Linked DNA regions of Mus musculus: regions 2, 3 and 4 are each linked to region 1. A link is a loop called in an ENCODE intact Hi-C map of the cell type or tissue named here. Cell type or tissue: heart. All regions are shown on one strand. Region 1 holds the start of Tmem17 (transmembrane protein 17). Region 2 has its middle 2.9 kb from the start of Cct4. Region 3 holds the start of Zrsr1 (zinc finger (CCCH type), RNA binding motif and serine/arginine rich 1). Region 4 overlaps Gm12052 (predicted gene 12052).

What was found. Peaks named below come from ENCODE experiments on the same cell type or tissue, not always from the same donor. Only the 100,000 strongest peaks of a DNase experiment are listed, where the experiment ranks them.
Region 2: a loop joins it to region 1, with 2.2 times the contacts of the local background. A loop is called at or near these places in 8 of 42 quality-filtered maps.
Region 3: a loop joins it to region 1, with 2.7 times the contacts of the local background. A loop is called at or near these places in 9 of 42 quality-filtered maps.
Region 4: a loop joins it to region 1, with 4 times the contacts of the local background. A loop is called at or near these places in 13 of 42 quality-filtered maps.

What each region holds. Positions count from the first base shown.
Region 1 is chr11:22,510,098-22,515,097 of GRCm38, forward strand. It overlaps Tmem17 (transmembrane protein 17), which reads left to right and starts at 2,186. Exons shown (of 4, transcript NM_153596.3): 1 at 2,186-2,486. The coding sequence starts at 2,387. In heart, a CTCF peak has its summit at 2,371; a DNase peak (open chromatin) is centred at 2,624; H3K4me3 peaks cover 1,256 bases; H3K27ac peaks cover 1,363 bases.
Region 2 is chr11:22,985,173-22,990,172 of GRCm38, forward strand. No RefSeq gene overlaps it. Among named protein-coding and RNA genes, the nearest start is that of Cct4, 2.9 kb to the right of the region's middle. In heart, a CTCF peak has its summit at 2,327 (motif pointing right); no DNase peak of the experiment used is centred here; H3K4me3 peaks cover 317 bases; H3K27ac peaks cover 390 bases.
Region 3 is chr11:22,967,117-22,972,116 of GRCm38, forward strand. All of the region lies in intron 1 of Commd1 (COMM domain containing 1), which reads right to left. It overlaps Zrsr1 (zinc finger (CCCH type), RNA binding motif and serine/arginine rich 1), which reads left to right and starts at 4,889. Exons shown (of 1, transcript NM_011663.3): 1 at 4,889-5,000. In heart, a CTCF peak has its summit at 2,549; a DNase peak (open chromatin) is centred at 4,975; H3K4me3 peaks cover 371 bases; H3K27ac peaks cover 160 bases.
Region 4 is chr11:22,615,595-22,620,594 of GRCm38, forward strand. It overlaps Gm12052 (predicted gene 12052), which reads left to right. Exons shown (of 5, transcript NR_166746.1): 3 at 807-895; 4 at 1,763-2,236; 5 at 2,727-2,898. Among named protein-coding and RNA genes, the nearest start is that of Gm12052, 6.4 kb to the left of the region's middle. In heart, no CTCF peak of the experiment used is centred here; a DNase peak (open chromatin) is centred at 2,167; H3K4me3 peaks cover 595 bases; H3K27ac peaks cover 503 bases.

The DNA of each region.
Region 1 (5,000 bases):
ATCGCCAGTAATGTATTTAGTAGATGCATTATGGCTATCTTGCATTCTCTAATAGTACAAACATTATTAGGATGACCTGAATCCACGTTACCAGGCTACAGGCACTCATAGTTAGCTCAGAATAGATTCTTTCTTACTCCCTTCAGAACAAGAACTATATTTTATGAAAAGAATTGTAAAATGTTACTGCTTGCCATGATCTTGACTTTTAAAATTGGATTTATTCATTTTACACGAATTTAGCCTGAAGTTTTGTTTGTACACCACTTGTGTGTTCGATGCCCTTGGAGATCAGAAAGAGATTTCTGATGGAGTTAGAGATGGTTGTGAGTCACCATGTGGGTAAAGGGAAATGAACTTGGGTCCTCTGCAAGATCAATGAGTGTTGGCAACCACTGAGATATCTCTAGGCCCAGAACCCTTTACCAGAAAGATTAAAAGGGAAGAGTGGAATATAAGTCTTGGTAAAGCTCACAGAGTGACAGGAATGTTCGAATATAGCTGGAGAGTTTGCTGAAACCTCTTTGAGAAAGCCTTGGCAGATCCCAATAAAATTGGTCTTACATACCACTTGCCTCAGCACTTCCCCGGACACATTCGACATAAACATGTTACACTGGCATAAACATGTATGTTTCAACATAAACATGTAGGTTACACTCTACATAAATGTGTATGTTATACTCAACATAAACATGTATGTTCATCAACAAGCATTTTCACCAAGAGTGGCACTTGTCATAACTGCTCCTAAGTAGAAATTACACAGGAACTTATCAACATGAAAGAAAATTCATAAAAAATGTTGACAGCAAAGTCAGATTTTCTTTTTAAACTTGAATGTGCAATCAGTCTACTATAAAGTATAAAACAGGCCACTGCTTCACAAGCAACTGAGAAAGGGTAGCTCCTGGAGATGATGATACTGTTGACTGACCTGGGACCTAATACATCCGACTGTGCTTTTCTTTATGTCTATTACACCTAATGGTTTGTTTTGGTTTTTGAGGATTTTGCAATGTATCCCAGGCTAACCTTAAACTGGAGATCTCCTGTCTCTGCCTTCTAAATGCTAAAATGATATGTCTTAAGAGAAAGCAGGGAAAGGCTGATATTTTTAGTTTTAAAATCACCTATATTCCAGAAACAACTGCTTTCAATACTTTTAAGTTATTTCCCTGTCTTCTGAAGCAGGTATGCTTGGCTCATCCACCCTCTTAAGAATGTCAAGGGCAATTTTCTGAGGAACATCCTTAGTGAGGTAACCCAATCACAAAAGAAGTCATTAGATATGCACTCACTGATAAGTGGATATCAGCCCAGAAACATAGAACACCCAAGATACAATTTGCAAAACACAAGAAAATCAAGAAGAGGGAAGACCAATGGGTGGATACTTCATTCCTCCTTCTAATAGGGAACAAAATACCCATGAAAGGAGTTACAGAGACAAAGTTTGGAGCTAAGACGAAAGGATGGACTTTCCAGAGAATACCCCACCCAGAGATCCATCCCATAATCAGCCACCAAACCCAGACATTATTGCATATGCCAGCAAGATTTTGCTGAAGGGACCCTGTCATAGCTGTCTCATATGAGTCTATGCCAGTGCCTGGCAAATACAGAAGTGGATGTTCACAGTCATCTATAAAATGGAACACAGGGCCCCCAATGGAGAAGCCAGAGAAAGCACCCAAGGAGCTGAAGGGGTCTGCAACCCTATAGGTGGAACAACAATATGAACTAACCAGTACCCCCAGAGCTCATGTCTCTAGCTGCATATGTAGCAGAAGATGGCCTAGTTGGCCATCATTGGGAAGAGAGGCCCCTTGGTACTGCAAACTTTATATGCCCCAGTACAGAGGAATGTCAGGGCCAAGAAGTGGGAGTGGGTGGGTAGGGGAGGAGGGCAGAGGGAGGGTATAGGGAACTTTCGGGATAGCATTTGAAATGTATATAAAGAAAATATCTAATAATAATAAAAAGAATGTCAAGGGCATTTTTTTAAAATATCTATGTTCGTTTTCCATTTCCCTCAAGAAATGGTGCACCAATTTTGCAGAGGAATTGCTATGGTGTGAGAGCTCCTTGTGGCTCAGCCCAGGTCCGAATGGCTTATTACTTGTGATCATCTTAAGACGACGCGGCTTTAAAGCAAGACGGAGGAACCCGCCATTTTCAGCAGCACTAGGCCACGTTAGGCTGCGGGCCCGTGGCCCTGGCTCGCCTCTCCAAGGGGAAGCCTCTGGAGGATTCTGTAGCGTTCGGGGAAGCCCAGGTACCAGGTCCCTAGGGGCCCCGCACTGCCCGGTTGCCAAGGGAACCGCCACGCGCCGCTGTGCCCGCCGACTAGCGGGTGTGTGAGAGGCCAGCGGGCAGGCCAGGCATGGAGCTGCCGGACCCTGTTCGCCAGCGCCTGAGCAACCTCAGCCTCACCGTGTTCGGCGACTCCAGCCGCACCGGGCCAGAGTCCAGTGATGCGGCCGGTGAGTGGCGAGGGCGCAGGCCCACGCGGGGGTGTGGCTCGCGGGCGGGAGGCCGCACAGGCCGTGCCCGGGTGAAAGATGGCTGCTCCGGCTTCAGCCAGGGCTCTGTGCCCCGGGAGAAACCACGGCCCTGCGGCGGACCCGGGAGACCACGCGCTTCCGCCGCCGCAGCTACTGCACCCGGTGGCGCGGTCGCCGAGCGGATCAGGATGCGGATCAGGAACGCCTTCTTCCCCACGCGGGTCCCCGCTGAGTCCCCAGCGTGACAGCCGCCGGCTCACACAAAACCGGGCTGTGTCCAAACCCCTCCTAGCAGAGCAAGACCGGCTGCTGCCAAACCGACAAGGCCTTCCTCTGCCTGTTCCTTCTTTCTCCCTGTATAAAAAACTCTCCTCCCGAAATCTAAAAACGAAATACCAACGAGTTAACTCCAGCTTCTGCCTCCTCAATCAGGAGGACAGCATACATGGTTGTCTCCTTTGAAATCAAGGAATTGGAAATCCTTTCGATGGCTTGGTTTGGGCTTTCTTATTTTTATTTTTATTTCTTAAATAGGGCATTGAAAAGCAAACCACTTGCCATCATTGCATGTTGTCACCTTGGTCATTCGTGTAATTTACGCTATATGGAGAAAAGCCTGTAAAATTAGGATTTCGTGTTTCCGATTCAAAGTGTGAGCCGTACGGGGCACTAAAATCGAATAATACAAAGTCTCTGGGAAAAAAAGTGTGTGTGGGGGGGGCGGGGGTGACATTTGTTCTGAAGTTCTTTAGAGCCTCAGCAGCCTAGATAGTCGTGATGGTGTGGACAGCAATAGAACTAGGTAAAGACATCAGCCCTGTAATTTCTTATGGTTCTTACGTGTCAGAAAATATTGTTTTCCCAGACATTCAAACGTGAGAAAAGCTGTTTAAGTTCACTGTCTCTGCCAAGACAGGCAATTAATTGGTCAGAAAAATTTGTCTGACCAATTATATAATACTTAAATTTTATCTCATTACAGAACTTAACTGGAACTTTTGTAAAATTTAATGAACTCACACCTTGTGCCTTGTGGTTCCTCTTCATTTGGTCTGATTTTTCAATTGTATAAATTTGATGTGTTGAAGTATGGACATGAGCCTACATAAAATCAAAACCCTGACATTCTAAACAGCCACTCTTCTCAAGCTATATCCCCATAGCCTTTAAAACAAACAACAACAAAATTTATTTGGTTACAATGCAATCAAGAAGTACCTGGGCTATCCTGAAATTTTCTAAGTAGTCCAGACTGGCTTTGATCTTGAAATATTCCTGCTTCAGTCTCTTTGCAAAAAAAAAAAAAAAAGACTACAGTTTCTGCTCTAAAGGTTCTAAAAGTATCAGCTTAGCTAGTGTGTAATTACTTTCCTGTTTTCTTCTTGGCGAATCTGACTGTAAGATCACACCCACAATGGATCAAGAATTGTACTGTTGCCCAAAGTAAAATAATAATAATGAAAAAAATCCTAGTGGATTTTCCTTAGCGCTAACAAATTTTAAAAATTCCTAGCCCAGAGGTAGTAGTGCATGCCTGTACTCCCAGCACGCAGGGGCCGAGGCCAGCCTGGTCTTCAGATCAAGTTCCAGGAGAGCCAGGCCTTTACAAAGAACCCCGACTTGGAAAAAAAAAAATCATTCCTATATTTGGGATAATTTAAGAAGTCAAAGCAAGAAAAAGCAGACCACAATAGTCAGCCTTGCTCTTAAAACTTAATTTGCTTCTAGAGACCATGAATTTTTCATTAATTTATTTATTTTTATTTTATGTGCATTGGCGTTTATGCTTGTATGACTGCATGTATGCTTGTGTTACAGACAGTTGTGAGCTGCCATGTGGGTGCAAGATTTAAGTCCAGGACCTCTGGAAAAGCAGTCAGTGCTCTTACCCGCTGAGCCATCTTCCCAGCCTCCAACCCCATGATTGTTTTAAAAGTATTAAATGTCAATTAAAAAAAAAAAAAAAACTATGCAGAGAAAAACAAAAAACAGTCTCAAGGAATTTGTAATTTCTAAATTCTTACATTTAGAACAACCAATTTAAAATAAGAATGTAGTTAAATTTATAATGTATTTTTAGGGTTCAATTTTTATAATCAAATTCTTGTTGAGGGGGTTGGTGAGATGGCTCAGCAGGTAAGAGCACTGACTGCTCTTCCAAAGATCCTGAGTTCAAATCCCAGCAAACACCTGGTGACTCACAACCACTCGTAATGAGATCTGATGCCCTCTTCAGATAGTAGTGTCAGAAGACAGCTATGGTGCACTTACATATAATAATAAATAAACCTTTTTGAAAAAAAAAATTCTTGCCGGGCGTGGTGGCGCACGCCTTTAATCCCAGCACTTGGGAGGCAGAGGCAGGCGGATTTCTGAGTTCGAGGCCAGCCTGGTCTACAAAGTGAGCTCCAGGACAGCCAGGGATACACAGAGAAACCCTGTCTCAAAAAAAAACCAAAAAAAAAAAAAAAAATTCTTGTTGAAGGACCTTTT
Region 2 (5,000 bases), 480 kb after region 1:
ACATTGAAAGTCTTTTCAAAGTACATGTGACCTCTTCCATAAAGATAGGTTCTGCTGACAGAGAAACAGCACTCATGAAAAGGGTCTAGGGAGAATGACTAAGATAAACATAAAAGTCTGGGCGAGCCAGATGTGCCCTGGCCATACAGACAGCGCAGAGGTCACCAAGGCTACTAGCCACCCCAGCCTTCTGAACAGAAAACATGGTATATCTCTTTCTTTGAAGAAACAAACCTTTGTGTTTAACACTCCTGGTTTCCCTGGTGCTTATCTGTGAGCACAAGAACCTCTTTGCCCCCAACACAATTGATTGGGAGGTAGAGTTTTATACCCCAAACTTCAAAATGCTAGCTGTGTCTGACTAAGCCAGCTCAGTCAGTCAATGGGGCCTCCAGGGAGGGAGTGAAGGTCGAAAAGGAAAGGACAACTAGACAACATTATAACATGACTTCAGCCAGTGCTGAGGCTGCAGCAGGTTGGTTTTTTCCAGTCTGCTTTGATAGCATTCTAAGTACATACACAGAGTATGGTCAGTCCTAAGGCATAAACAATGTGGTCAAGGAACAAACACAAAGCATAAACAAAAGTCCCACGATTACTGGTTTCCGGATTTTAACAAGACCCATCACCATACAAAGAACACACTCCTCAGCTGTATTCATCCTGAGCCTACTTCCTTGTCCTAGCCCAATGTCAAAGTCCTGCCAAGTTCCTAGATGGTGGGCCCCAAAAGCTCTCCACACGTGTGTTGTATAAACCTTACACAGGTGCTTGTACCGTTACATGGAATTTAAGTTAACAAGGGTGTGTAATAGCCCAAACTCCAGGGGAAAGCGGTTGCTGTTGTTAGCATGATGTTTCTAAATGTGAATAAAGATGGGCGAAGGTTACAAAAGGAAACATTCTTCCTTCAGTTTACACAGTCACTGCAAGCCAGAGATCTGTTCTGTGTATCAAAACCAAGCTAAAAATCTGTGATTAGGAGGCTGGAAACATTGTTCATTGGTTAAGAGCACTTGTTGCTCTTGCAGAGGACACAGGTTCCGTTCTAGCACCCACATGATGGCTCACAAACCATGTGCAATTCCAATTTCAGGGAACCTAATGCCATCTTTTAACTTCTTTGGGCACCAAGCACAAACGTGATACACATACATGCATCCAGGCAAACACCCACTTAAATACATAAGTCTTAAAATGTGTGTAAAATTGGGTTAAATTTAGGCTCCAATAACTCACAAATGGGTTTTTCACCTTCATAAATGTTCCCTGCACGGCAGAATGTGTTATATTCTTGACCTCTGTTTTTTGTTTGTTTGTTTGTTTGTTTGTTTTTTCTTTCTTTCTTTCTTTTCCCGAGACAGGGTTTCTCTGTATAGCCCTGGCTGTCTTGGAACTCACTCTGTAGACCAGGCTGGCCTCAAACTCAGAAATTCGCCTACCTCTGCCTCCCAAGTGCTAGAATTAAAGGCGTGCGCCGCCACTGCCCAGCTTGACCTCTGTTTAACCTTGGCTATTCCTACCCCTGTATTAAGGGGGACAACTAAACTGATCCTTTCAAGAAAGTACCAACCTAAAGAAAACCATTGGTCTAGACTATTTTAATTAGTGTTTACCTATGTATGGTTTGCTTGTATTTAAAAGAAAAATTTTGAGGTATACCTTTCCAAAGAAGTGATTTTCTAAAAGGCATCTTCAAAAATGTTTTGTGGATCCAAGAAAAACAACGTTAAAGACAAACTATACTTTTGTGTTAAATGTGCCTACAGAGTGCAAAGAGGCAAGGAGTGGTGGGGCACCCAGGAGGCAGATACAAGGCCAACCTGTTCTCCATAGTAGTTCCAAGAAAGCCAGAGCTATATAGAGAACCCCTGTCTTAAACAAAACAAACAAGCAAACAAACAAACAAAAAAACGAGGTTGCAAAGAATGGATGGAAGGGAGAAGGTGGCAGGTGGAACAAAATGCCACCACTAAGTAGATAACTTGTAAATTTCCTACCTGGAAGGCCGTGACCAAATTATTTCTTGTTGTCATGCAACACATAAAAAAGCTATTTTGTAGTTTTTAATTTCTTAAATTTTTGTTACAGCCACTGGATGTAGGTGCTGGAAATTGAACCCAGGTGCTCTCCAGCCAGGCCCCATTTCTTAGCTTTAGAGGGAGTACTCACTGAGACATATTTTTGCTGATAGAATTTTGGCACCTGCTCTTTCTTAATTGCTTTAAATTCACTTGTACCACTGGACAGAGAACCTTGCCAGCCCGGCCTACCTCAATTCCAAATCACTAGGTTGATCAATAAAAGAAATTCATTCTTCTGCCACCAGGGGTTGCTATTGCCATAGCTGCAACTGCAGGTTGGCTCCAGTTGCAGTTTAGAATGCTTTTCAAACAAAAGGCTCAAAATACAGTTATCTTTTATTAAATTTCAAATCACAGGTTTTATAGCTAACAAACCTGGGCAAACACTAAGAGAATATTCTAATGCAGCAACAAGGAAAAGACCCAGAAGATCAGCCCCAAGGGAAACCGACATCTAACAAGCAGTTCTCCTTCCTTCCACACAGGTTTCCCACTAATCACGGCCAAATAGCCAGCAAATGGTTCCAGGCAGGAAGTAATAGTTTTTATAAACATTAAAATGTAAACTGGGCCATGTGGTGGTGGCACACACCCAGCAATTTCTTTTTTTTTTTTTTTTTTTTTTTTTAGTGTTTTGCCTACATGTATACATGTGTACCGTATATCGACAGTGCCTATGGATGTCAGAAGAAGGTGTTGGATTCTTTGGAGCTGGGTTACAGATGGCTGTGATCCATCTATGTGGGTGCTGGGAACCAAACTTGGGTCCTTTGTAAGAGCAACAAGTGTTCTAAACTGTGTTCTAAAGTGTTCTCCTTTCCAGCCCCCAGTTTGATTGTTTTTAACCCTTGAGTGTGGGAGGAGCAGGGGTATAAAAGGCATGCGCCACTAACTGCCCAGCTTTGGATAGAATTTTCCAACAAAGAGAGATAAATAGAATATATAAATTTAAGTCTTACATGACATAGAAGGCTTCAGGAGGAAATGAACCAAAAAAAAAAAAAAAAAGTTTGAGCCAGAAATCATATGTTGATGAGAAAAATACTAGCCAGGCGTGGTGGCACACGCCTTTAATCCCAGCACTCGGGAGGCAGAGGCAGGCAGATTTCTGAGTTTGAGGCCAGCCTGGTCTACAAAGTGAGTTCCAGGACAGCCAAGGCCTATACAGAGAAACCTGTCTTGAAGAGAGAGAGAGAGAGAGAGAGAGAGAGAGAGAGATACTAAAGTGTCTTATGACAAAGGGGCTTGAGCTAACTACCCCACCCCCTTTGGTAAGACCATAGATGGTTTAAGGTCGTGTTTTGCCGCGAAAGCAGTTCAGCTTACCTTACAAGAAACAAAAGCAGGTGTTGAATCGTGAAAGCCCCCAGCCAGTTATTTTTAGCATGCCTCTTAATTTTTCTGTCCCCTGATTTCTTCTCTTCTGTGCCTAAGTCTGAATGGGTAACCACTTCAGGGAATGTCAGCAACAGAGGGGCCATGGAGGAAATGTCAACAAAGACAAGAAAGCAAACTATACAGACAGTCCACCCAAGCTGTTCAGCCATGGAACCATAGATAAATCCAACTATTACAGAAAAAAAAAAAAGAATTCCCTGCGACGTCAGTGCATGAGGTTCTGCCCTGGGTGGGCAGTGAATTCAGCTCCCCAGCACGACAGACAGCAGAGATTGGCTTGCACCTCTTTCATCCCTTTCCCCGGGGAGAAGCATGTCTTCCTGCAGGCACAGTGAAGGTCTCTTTCAGATCGCTGTTTTGTCTCCTGCTTTTAAGAGCAGGAGAAGTCAGAGTACTTGCGTTAGTTATTTCTCTGTTGCTGTGATAAAACTCCATGACCATGCCGGGTGGTGGTCTCACCAGCCTTTAGTCCAAACTTTTTGGGAGGCAGAGGCAGGAGGATCACTGGGAGTTTGAGGTCTACAGAGAGTTAGTTTCAGGACAGTCAAAGCTACACAGTGAAACCTTATAACAAAAACAAACAAACAAACAAAAAACACACCACAACCACAAGGAAGGCAATTTATAGAGGGAAGAGTTTTGAGGGGTTTTATGGTTCTAGGACTTCATGATCACTGGGAAGCACAGCAGGGAAGCTTCACAACAGGTAGGCATGGAGAAGGGAGAGCTCACATCTCATATTGTGAAGAGGAAGCAGAGCACAAACTGGCTGGTAGCTTTTGAAACAAACTCAGCCTCCAGTGATATACTTACTCCAGCAAGGCTACACCTCCTAAGCTTCTCCAATCAGAGCTACCCACTGGGGACCAAGTATTTGAATGTCTAAAACTAGGGGAGACATCTCAAATCACCACAGTACCAGTACCTGTTCTCTTCATATAAGTCAGCTGTCTCAACAACCATAGAATATTTGTGTGCTTCGAGGGAGGGGTAAACTGGTCTTTGAAAAAGACGTGTCCCCCAAGGGGAGGCTTGAAAAGTTCATCTTAGTCTTAATAGAGTGAATGAATGTAAATGCTTCTCATAATTACAGGACTAAGTCCATGAAACAATTGTTCGTTAACCTACCGCAGGCATCTGGCACCTTATGGCTCTCAATTATTAACTGTGAACTACCACTGAATGAGTATTACCTATATAAACTCTGGTGGTCAATGATCATGATTATAGAAACCTTGGAAGTTTACCTAAGGACAGAGTCCTGGCTCTGTACTGGCTTCCACTGCCTTACTGGTTGACCTTGGGCTTTAGCTTCATCATCCTTTAAGTCTAGACGATGACACCTATTTCATGGGATTATGAGGATTAGTGTGGGGGTGGGGTGGGGGGGGTAAAGAGTGTAAAGATTTCACACTTTGCTCAGCAGATAACTATTAATCAGTTATTAGAATGTTTATGTTCCCTAAGAGTCAGTGGTTATGTTTATGGAAGAGGTCTTAACTAGAAGGCAGACTGGAT
Region 3 (5,000 bases), 460 kb after region 1:
CTAGCACCATGTCTGCCTGCATGCTGCCATGCTTCCTGTTATAACGATAATGAATAAAATCTCTGCACTGTAAGTCAATTATATGTTTTACTTTACAAGAGTTGCTATGGTCATGGTGTCTGTTCCCAGTGATGGAAATCCTAAATAAGACGGTCACTATGTGCCAGGTATGGCAGCAGACTCTTCATTCCAGCACAGGAGGTAACAGAGTCAGGAGGTTCTTTGTGAGTTTGAGGCCAGCCTGGTCTACATATTGAGCTTCAGAACAACCAGTACTAACACACACACACACACACACACACACACACACACACACAAAGTATATTTTTAAAAAATGAGAAATGGAGGTTATAAAAATAACTTTTATTCACCTGATATAATTGTCTCAGAGGCTTACTGTTGAATAATCTTATCCTTTTTAGTTCTTTCTGAACTCTGGCTGGCTAGTTCAACTCTGCCGTTCTGGCTAAAACTCCTCTCCAAGTTGACTGACTCAATCTGACTTCTCTCGGCTTCTAACTGAATTGCTCTGTCATCAAACTAACTCTGGCAATTTATTCTAATCTTCTAGCTCCTTCCTATTGTCTGGCTTCTGCTGCCTCTGCTGACCTACACTGACTGCATGAACTCAGGAACAAACTCAAGTCCACTGTGCTGCACTCACTGCACTGACCCCTGACGGACTCCTCTCCCTGCACTGCTCTTAAATAGCTTCTATTTCCCGTGCGTTCTCACAGGAGTTGGGAATATCCTATCTCTGACTCATTCCGTCAAATCTTTCTCTGATTCACCACTTTGCCTCTCAATTAGACATCACTTTCAAACACTAGTGCTGCTTCCTCTGCACACTAATCTTATGTGCATTGTTTGGGATTGAAGGTGTGGAGTGCATCTGCATTCTAGCCAGAGCACACAGAACTAGGTCTTTGGATGTTATCCCTTCCCAGAGCAGCCATGTTGCTGGATTAAAATTCTTCTACAGGAGGCAAAGAAAGTTGTAAAAAGGCTAATTTATATTTTTGCTTTCATCTTTATGTGCGTATTCATATTCACTGTCAGGATGCTCCCATATGTAGCCACTCCTTGAATATACAGGTACAAGGGGCAAGGAAATAGTCTGTCTCACTGATGTTCACAAAGTCCAGAGGTATACAATGATGTTGACTTGAATACATGGCTATATTTCATATAAACTAATAATAATTTGTTTTCTAAAATGCAAAATATGCTCTGGATAAAGAAAGGTAAATTTAAAGTCGTAAATGGTAATGGCAGGTTCTCTGTTAAGAAATAGTGTAGGGCTAGAGAAGATGGTTCAGCGTGTAAGAACGTGGCTGCTCTTACAAAGAACCAGGTTCAGATCCCAGCACCCACATGATGCCTCACAACCATCTAGATCCAAGGGAACTGAAGCTCTCTGTGGGTACCAGGCATGAATACGGTACACAGACATACATGCAGGCAAAGTACTCATACACACATAGTAATAAAAATGACTTTTTAAAGCTAGGCCATGGTGGCACACACCTTTGAGTACAACACTTGGGAGGCAGAGGCAGGAGGATCACTATGAGTTCCAGGTCAGCCAGGGCTGCACAGAGAAACAAAAACCTGAGAGAAAGAGGGGTGTGGGTGTGTGTGTGGGGGGGGGGGGATTTTACATAGAAACCCTGTCTCAAAAAAACATAGATAGATAGATCAATAGATAGGTAGGTAGATAGATAGATAGGCAGGCAGTCGTATAAATAAGCAAGCCCAGGCTGCAGTCTAGGATGACTTTCATCTTCCAATCCTCCTCCTCCTTCCTCCCCAGTTCTAGGACTGCAGCCGTGTACAAGCACTGTGCCTGGCTATGCAAAATTCTGTGGAATTTGTTTTGTTTTGTTTTTTTAATGAAAGAATTAGTTGAAACAATTTCTTTTTCTAATTTTTAAATTTGTTTATTTCATGTGTATGAATGTTTTGCCTCAATTGGAGACCAGAAAGACCTCTGATCCCCTAAAACTGCAGTAACACTGGGTTGTGAGTCACCATTTGTGTGCTGGGAATCAACCCTGGCTCTTCTAGAAGAGCAACAAGCACTTTTCTTTTCCTTTCTGTTTTTCTGTTTTTGTAGACCAGGCTGGCTTTGAACTCAGAGATCCGCCTGCCTCTGCCTCTCAAGTGCTGGGATTAAAGGCGTGCACCACCACCGTCTGGCTCCCACTCTTTTTAATTTTATAATTAAAAATTCTACTATATTAATTTATCCATCTGTATGTGACATGTACTTGTCATCCATGCATTTGTAAAGCTTGTGCCGCCACTGCCAGCCTGCAAAAAGAGCTCCTAACCACTAAGACATCTCGCCAGACCCATTGAAACAAATTTTTTATTAAAAATAATTTTAATTTCAAAATGCCAAGCCAAATGTTTAGATGTTTTTATACACAAAATTATTACTGTTGAATAGCCAGCAAAAGTATTTTCTGCCTCGAACATTCCAGAATAAGGAAACATTTAGACATCTTTATGCAGTCCTGCAGCTATTAGCAAACCAATATTCTACTGCCGCCTACAGTAGAAAAATAAAATTACAGCTAAAACCTAAACGTACGCCCATATTTTACCTCAGGACTGTGTCATGCCAAGAGACTCGTGCAAGATAGTTGCTGCAAGTTCACATCCTACCTGGGCTACCCGTGGAGTCCCAGGCCAATCTATATTAAAGACTGAGACTGTATCCCAAGTAATTAACTCACAGGTTTTTTTTTGTTTGTTTGTTTGTTTGTTTTTAGAGACACAGTTTCTCTGTATAGCCTGGCTGTTCGGACACTTTTACAGACCATACTGGCCTCAAACTCAGAGATCTGCCTACCTCTGCCTCCTGAGTGCTGGGATTAAAGGTGTTCACCACCACTGCCTGGATTTGTTTAATTTTCTTGTGTGTGGGGGGGTACTCTTTAAATCTATTTTTACTAATGTTTAATTACATTATCCAAACCATATTGTAAGAGTAAAATCTTTCTCTATAAGAGGGACCCAGACCTTAACACAACTGACTCCATGATGGAAGTGCCATTCAGGCCATAAAACTCAGCACACAGACAGCACCACCTGCCAAAAATTAAAACAAAGATTTAATCAGTTAAAGCCCATAAGCTATGGGAAAGATTCTAAATGAACTGACCTTGCTTCTGACTAGTTCTGCTTCTGGCTAGATGTTCTTGTTAACTGAAATATGTCAACCTAGGATATGGTTTTGGTGCTTAAAAGGTCACCCTGAGAAAGGCTCAGTGTTGCACTGCAGTCCCAAACACACAGTGTAGTACCAGCAGCCTAATAAAGATTTTCTAGCTGAGTGACAGCATTGTAGCCCTTTAATCCCGGCACTCAGGAAGCAGTGTAATCAGTATAGTATTTTTTTAAAAGTCTTTACACATGTAAAAATAGCTTAGTCAGGACCTCCACTACAGCCAACACTGTGTCTGATACCCAGAACCCAGCAACTTCACACACTCAAGAGAACCTGATACAGGTATAAACCCCATGATGCGGACTGCTCTGCATATCTGGAGTGATACCTCCTAGATGAACCCTGTGGCTGGACAGTCTCCCCAGGATCCTGACCCTCAAATCAGAGACTTCTGTAAGACTGGACCTGACCTCCAGCTAAGATACATCACACAGGTGAGCACCTTGGGGATAAAGACTTAGGACCATATTTAGAAATTTAAAGTGTGAACCTTGTATGATGACCCTCAGCATAAAATATAACTTTTGCTATACACAGGTATCTACCTTCTTTCTTGTGACACAGAGGCAGGCAGAGCTTTCTTCTTAGTTAGGGTTTTACTGCTGTGAATAGACACCATGACCAAGGCAAGTCTTATAAAGGACAACATTTAACTAGGGCTGGCTTACAGATTCAGAGGTTCAGTCCATTACCATCAAGGCAGGAACACGGTAGCACACAGGCATGGTGCAGGAAGAGCTGAGAGTCTGACATCTTCATCTGAAAGCTGCTAGAAGACTAGCTTCCAGGCATCTAGGATGTGGGTCTTAAAGCCAATGACACACTTACTCCAGCAAGGCCACAGCTTCTAACAGTGCCACTCCCTATACAAACCATCACATTCTACTCCCTGGCCCCTATAGGCTTGTGCAAGCATAAGAGCCTATGGGGATCATACCTAAACATAGCATGATGCAAGGCCAGTCTAGTCTACAGAGCAAGTTCCAGGACAGCCACAGCTACACAGTAAAACCCTTGTCTCTGAAAAAACAAACAAACAAACAAACAAAAATAAAAGATTTTTTTCTTGGCTTAAACACTTGTCTGAGCAGTCTTCTCTGGTGAATACCCCACAAAACTACATTACAGAACAAATGAAAGGAATGTGTTTGCAAAAAACAAAACACATTCAATTTTTTATTCCCTTGGTTTTTCGAGACAGGGTTTCTCTGTGTAGCCCTGGCTGTCCTGGAACTCACACTGTAGACCAGGCTGGCCTCGAACTCAGAAATCCGCCTGCCTTTGCCTCCCGAGTGCTGGGATTAAAGGCGTGCGACACCACACCAGGCCCACATTCAATATTTAAAAAACAAAACAACAACAAAACCAAAACCCCTTACTTTCCACAAGAGTGAGGAGCTGAAGCCAGAAAAACGGTTTACCTGGTAAAGCCCTTGACAAACAAATATAAGAACTTAATTTCTATTCCCAGCACCCACATAAACAAGCCCGGGAAGGTGAGCTGCCAGCACCGGCATGGAGGGGTGCCCTGCAGTGAGACAAGCCTGCCCCGGCTCAGGGCTGAGCATTCTTACTGCAGGAGCACTCCCACTGCAGGGGGCGGAGACAAAAAAAGCAGTAAATCGTACTGCGCAGGCCTGCCTTTCCCGGAGTAAAGACGTAACTGCAGATTACAGGGTAACTGCGCAGATCAGACATACTGCGGATAACTGCAGATACCTGGATGACTGCGCAGGCGGACCGTACTGCAGATAACCACCCGCAA
Region 4 (5,000 bases), 110 kb after region 1:
AGAAGATACAGTGCCGTCCCCTGTTCAGGTGAGAAGCCCAGGATCCTCCAGGAAAGGAAACATAATGGTGAACTCTTTAGTATTATAGAAAGAGAGAGGGTTAGTGGATAAAGGTGATGGATGACTCTCAAACATTTGGACAAAATGTGGAAACACTGCGACAGAAAGAACCAAGAAGCTGGATGACTGAGAGACCAAAACTCAGCAGCCACCCTCACTGGTGGCTGTGCGTGGACTCCCTATCAATAGCTCATCTCAATTATAGCAAGCAAAGAAAACAAAAGCTCATCTGAACCAGGCAGTGGTGGCCATGCCTTTAATCCCAGCACTCGGGAGGCAGAGGCAGGCAGGTTTCTGAGTTCGAGGCCAGCCTGGTCTACAAAGTGAGTTCCAGGACAGCTAGGGCTACACAGAGAAACCCTGTCTCGGGGGGGGGGGGGGGGGGGGGAAGAAGCTCATCTGCTCATCACGTATAATATGTATACACCAATCATTTCTACACGCGTGTGTCATGAGAATTGAATGAGAACATTCCAGGGCAGTAAATGCTATTCCTAGCCTGGTGCACATAAATAAATAAACAAATAAACAAACAAATAAATAAATAAATAAAGTCTTTCCTGAGGCGAAAGTAAACAGGTTTTTTTTTTTTTTTTTTTTTTTTGACCTGGTTAATTACAGATACTTGTCTATGTTCTGTTGTGAATGTCAGCATTCAGTAACTTACCTTAACAATATCGAGCCTGTTGTTGCTGATTGTTAGTATTTTGGCTCTATGAGTTGTTTTGTTGCTTTGTTTGTCTTAGAGAGCTATTTCATCAGGACCTGAGAAAGCTTAGCCCTCAGAAGTGCTTATAGTGAGACCACACAATGACATGCAACATCACTCAGACTCGTGAGTATTCTCCATCCCCCTTTGGTTAGGAGCTTCCACGGATGACATAAAAAGGAAATTTAGCATTGCAGATGATCCTGTGAAACAAGTATATCTGGCAGTGTGGCAATTGTTTGAGGTACTAGAAAGTGTTAGTTAGCCCCGCTTTACTCTGTTACAAACATCTCTTGTAAAGGTGAAGAAAATGAGCTGAAGAACAAAGTCAACATTCCATAGACTGAGGTAGTCAGGAAACATGGTCAGGGAAATGGGGGACTCAGTTAGATGCAACCCAGGACAGCTAAGACGGGGCCTGGCTCTGCATGTCTTTGATTTGACCATGTCACCACAAAGAAATTCCAAAGAGACAAGCCTCCTAGACCAAGCTGATGCAGATTTCAGGCATACAGTAAAGGGCCATCCACCAAGGGTCTCTCTCAGGGCTGTCTTTGCTGCAGCACCGAATGCCCTACAGAGCTAGTATGCTGCAGCTTCCCAAAGTCAGGGTGGACCGGAAGACCCTCCCGCCCCTTTCAGACACATATTCTGCCTGATACAAAACAACCACTCAGTCCACGATACCTGTGTTGTTTTCCAACTATCTTAAAGATTTTCAATCAGAAATTCTACAAGCAAGAAAAACACATGACATTCCCAACTACGGAAATGTATATCCATACCACCATACACAAGTGTTTATAGCTACTTTTTATTCATCGTGAATAATGAATCTGCTTTAAAGACAGGCTGTTGAGTTCGAGACCAGAATTTAGTTTCTCCTTGTCTGCAGCATTCCATGCTGGCATCAAGAGGGCCTCCTTTAATTAGGAAGGACACAAGTGGAAAAGAACGTAATTGGGCTGAGGTTTTAATGCCTGGCTTTGCCAGGCTCTCTTACTGCAGACCCGAGGCACTGGCCCAAGCATTCCACCAGGCTCCACCCAAACCCACCAGCTGGACGAGGAACCACGGGACGTTAGAATCAGAGTAACTTTGGCCAACAATCTGAGACACTTGGGAGAAAATTCATTCTAAATCTAACAGCTTCCTGCTCTCAGGAAGGCCTCTGGGCTTCCGGTGCCTCTGGTCCTCCTTCCCGGCTCTTCTGTGGAGGCTAGCTTCCTCCAAGCTGACCCCGAGGGAGCCGCCTTCTCGTAGGTGGAAAGCGAAGAGAAGAGAGCGGGTAAGCAGTGGAGACACATTGGCTGTACTCAGGACCTGTACCAGAGGTGGCAGGAGGACACCACCGAGCCCTGCTCCACCCATCGCAGCCTCGAGACCCTCTGCGCGGGGATGCTGACCCCTGCTGGCCACCTGAGAGATTGCAGCGTGGCCGACTCCCAAGGGGCGGCAAGTGTAAGGGTAAGGGTAAGGAGATGGGGATGGGAAAGGGGTTGCTGTGTAGTAAGCGTGGGTGGTAGAAGACTAGGGCCAGGATGTTGGGCACCATCAGAGGCCCCTCCACCACCCGGTGGCTGCCCAAGTGCTGTCCGCTCCTCTTGTTTCTAGGAAAAAGAGTGAGAGGAGCCGTAAGGGCTATGGAGCCCAAATCAGCATGCCTCTAGGACCTACCTGAGCCTCCAGAAGACCCCTCAACAGGAACCGTTGTCCGAACCAACCAACTCCAAACCTAAACCTCAGAGGCCTCCTCATGCAGACAGATTGCTGACCTATCTCTGGGGTAGTCAGCTGAAATACCCCAGAGATATTCACGGCCTAATCCCAGGAAGTTTCTTTAAATGGCAAAAGAAACCTAGAGTGTGTTACCCTCGATTATTTAGGTAGATTCTACATGTAATCAGGTATATCACCAAAGGGGAAGTGAGGTAAAGGAATATTTATTTCACTACAGAACAGAAGGCAAGCCATCTTGCAGGAGGACCTGAGGAGAGAAGGAGAGAGTCAGGAGAGAACAGATTCCCTCTACAGTGCCCAGAGTCTCCCCTGACTGATTTGGACCCAATGAAATTCCAAACTCTGGTGTCAAGAACTTTAAAAGAATAAATGTGTGCTGTTTTGAGGTATTGAGTTTGTAGCTTTTTTAAAAAAGCAGCAGCACTGAGGTAATGTGTTGCTTCCCACTCAGTAGTGAGTTCTTAGAATTAAGTGGCTAATGAACAAGACAAACCCCATTTCCATCCCCAGGGAGTTTTATCTGCCATCTCCTGAGCTTTAAAATATTGCTGGCAAATTCTTAGATAGGGTAGCAGAGAAGACAAGGAACACATCAAAAAGACTAGCCCGTAGACATGCAACAAACAAACAAACAACAGCAACGAAGAACAGATTTCACACCTGCTGGGCAGCTACAGTCAAAGTGACAGGGGCAAGCAGTTTCTTGTTTGTTTGTTGTTGTTTGTTTATTTTGCTTTTTTGATGACTTGGAGAAGCCCAGTCCGCACACACTGTTGGAGGGACTCTATGGCATACCCAACCTGGAAAGTAGCTTGGCAATTTCTTTTAAAACTGAGCATACATAACCGGATCACTCGGCACTGTGTTCCCAGGAGTAGCTGCCAGGGATTGAAGCCATTAGAAGGTTCATTCGATCTAAACTCCACTGCGGGTGCTCGCACAGCGCACTCCTCGATACCTGCCTGTACTGGCTAGTTTTGTGTCAACTTGACACACCTGGAGTTATCACCGAGAAAGGAGCTTCAGTTGAGGAAATGCCTCCATGAGATCCAACTGTAAGGCATTTTCTCAATTAGTGATCAAGGGGGAAAGGCCCCTTGTGGGTGGGACCATCTCTGGGCTGGTAGTCTTGGTTCTATAAGAGAGCAGGCTGAGCAAGCCAGGGGAAGCAAGCCAGTAAGTAACATCCCTCCATGGCCTCTGCATCATCTCCTGCTTTCTGACCTGCTTGAGTTCCAGTCCTGACTTCCTTGGTGATGAACAGCAGTATGGAAGTGTAAGCTGAATAAACCCTTTCCTCCCCAATTTGCTTCTTGGTCATGATGTTTGTGCAGGAATAGAAACCCTGACTAAGACACTGCCCAAATGTTTTAGATTCACGAATGAAAGACACACACACACACACACACACACAGCCTCATTTTTAATATGCCCTAAGCAGCCAGGAGCTGGGTCACTACCCAGATGCTTACATGGCTGTACACTTCGTCTCCTGCAGCTCTTAGGCATGACTTTCCTGCTTCCCCATGGTTCCCTTGCCGGGAAAATCTAAGGTTCCCCCCTCTGTCTCCCTGTCCAGCCACTGGCCACTGGCAACTTTATTTACCAATTACAGCCAACTGTGGGCAAGGACCCTCAGAGTCTTACAGACAGACGTACAGGTTCCCATGTGATTTGGGAAACTGAATTAACACAAATAGCATTAGATCCAGTCCACAACAAGGATTCAACTGAGATAACTAAATACATGTATGTAAAACCACCTACACGAATATACATGCTTTGTACATAATAGCTACAGCCCAGAACCCATGGTCAACAGTGCATGGAAATGCAATGTATGTGAGTAGATTATTATCCACAAACCAAAAGGAACAGATCTCATACAGAATGCATAGACCACACTGGCTGAAAGACGCTGTACACAGAGGACTGAGTGTCACTTGATTCCACTTATCATAACCTGTTAAGATGCAAACCTAGCCAGGCTTGGTGGCACACACCCGGTATCAGGAAGCAGAGGCAGGGGCATTGTGATTTCAAGGCCAGCCAGCTCTGTATGAAAATGGTGTTACAGAATAGGCAAATCCACAGAGACAGAAAGATGGCCCATTGCCTGAGACCAGAGATGAGCCTAGGATTGGGGACCAGCCACAAGGGACAGAGGGTCAGTCTGAGGTGATGACTTTTAAAACCAGATTGTGTGGTGATTACACAGGACACTTAGAGCAAATACATCTTACTGTCCAAAAATTATACTTCAATTTTAAAAAGTCAACTCATCCCGTGGTAAGCCTTAAATCATACTTTAAGAGAGGCTCTTCAAAAAAAATATTCCAAAGCATTAAGTAGGACAGGAAGCCAAACAAGATGGGTTTCAGGGCAATAGCCCAACTCTTTTTTAGATCAATGTAGCAGTGATTTCCCCCACCAGCAACCCACTGGTGTAATGCTATCTTCACTTTGTTATTTCATTCATTCATTCTGTTTT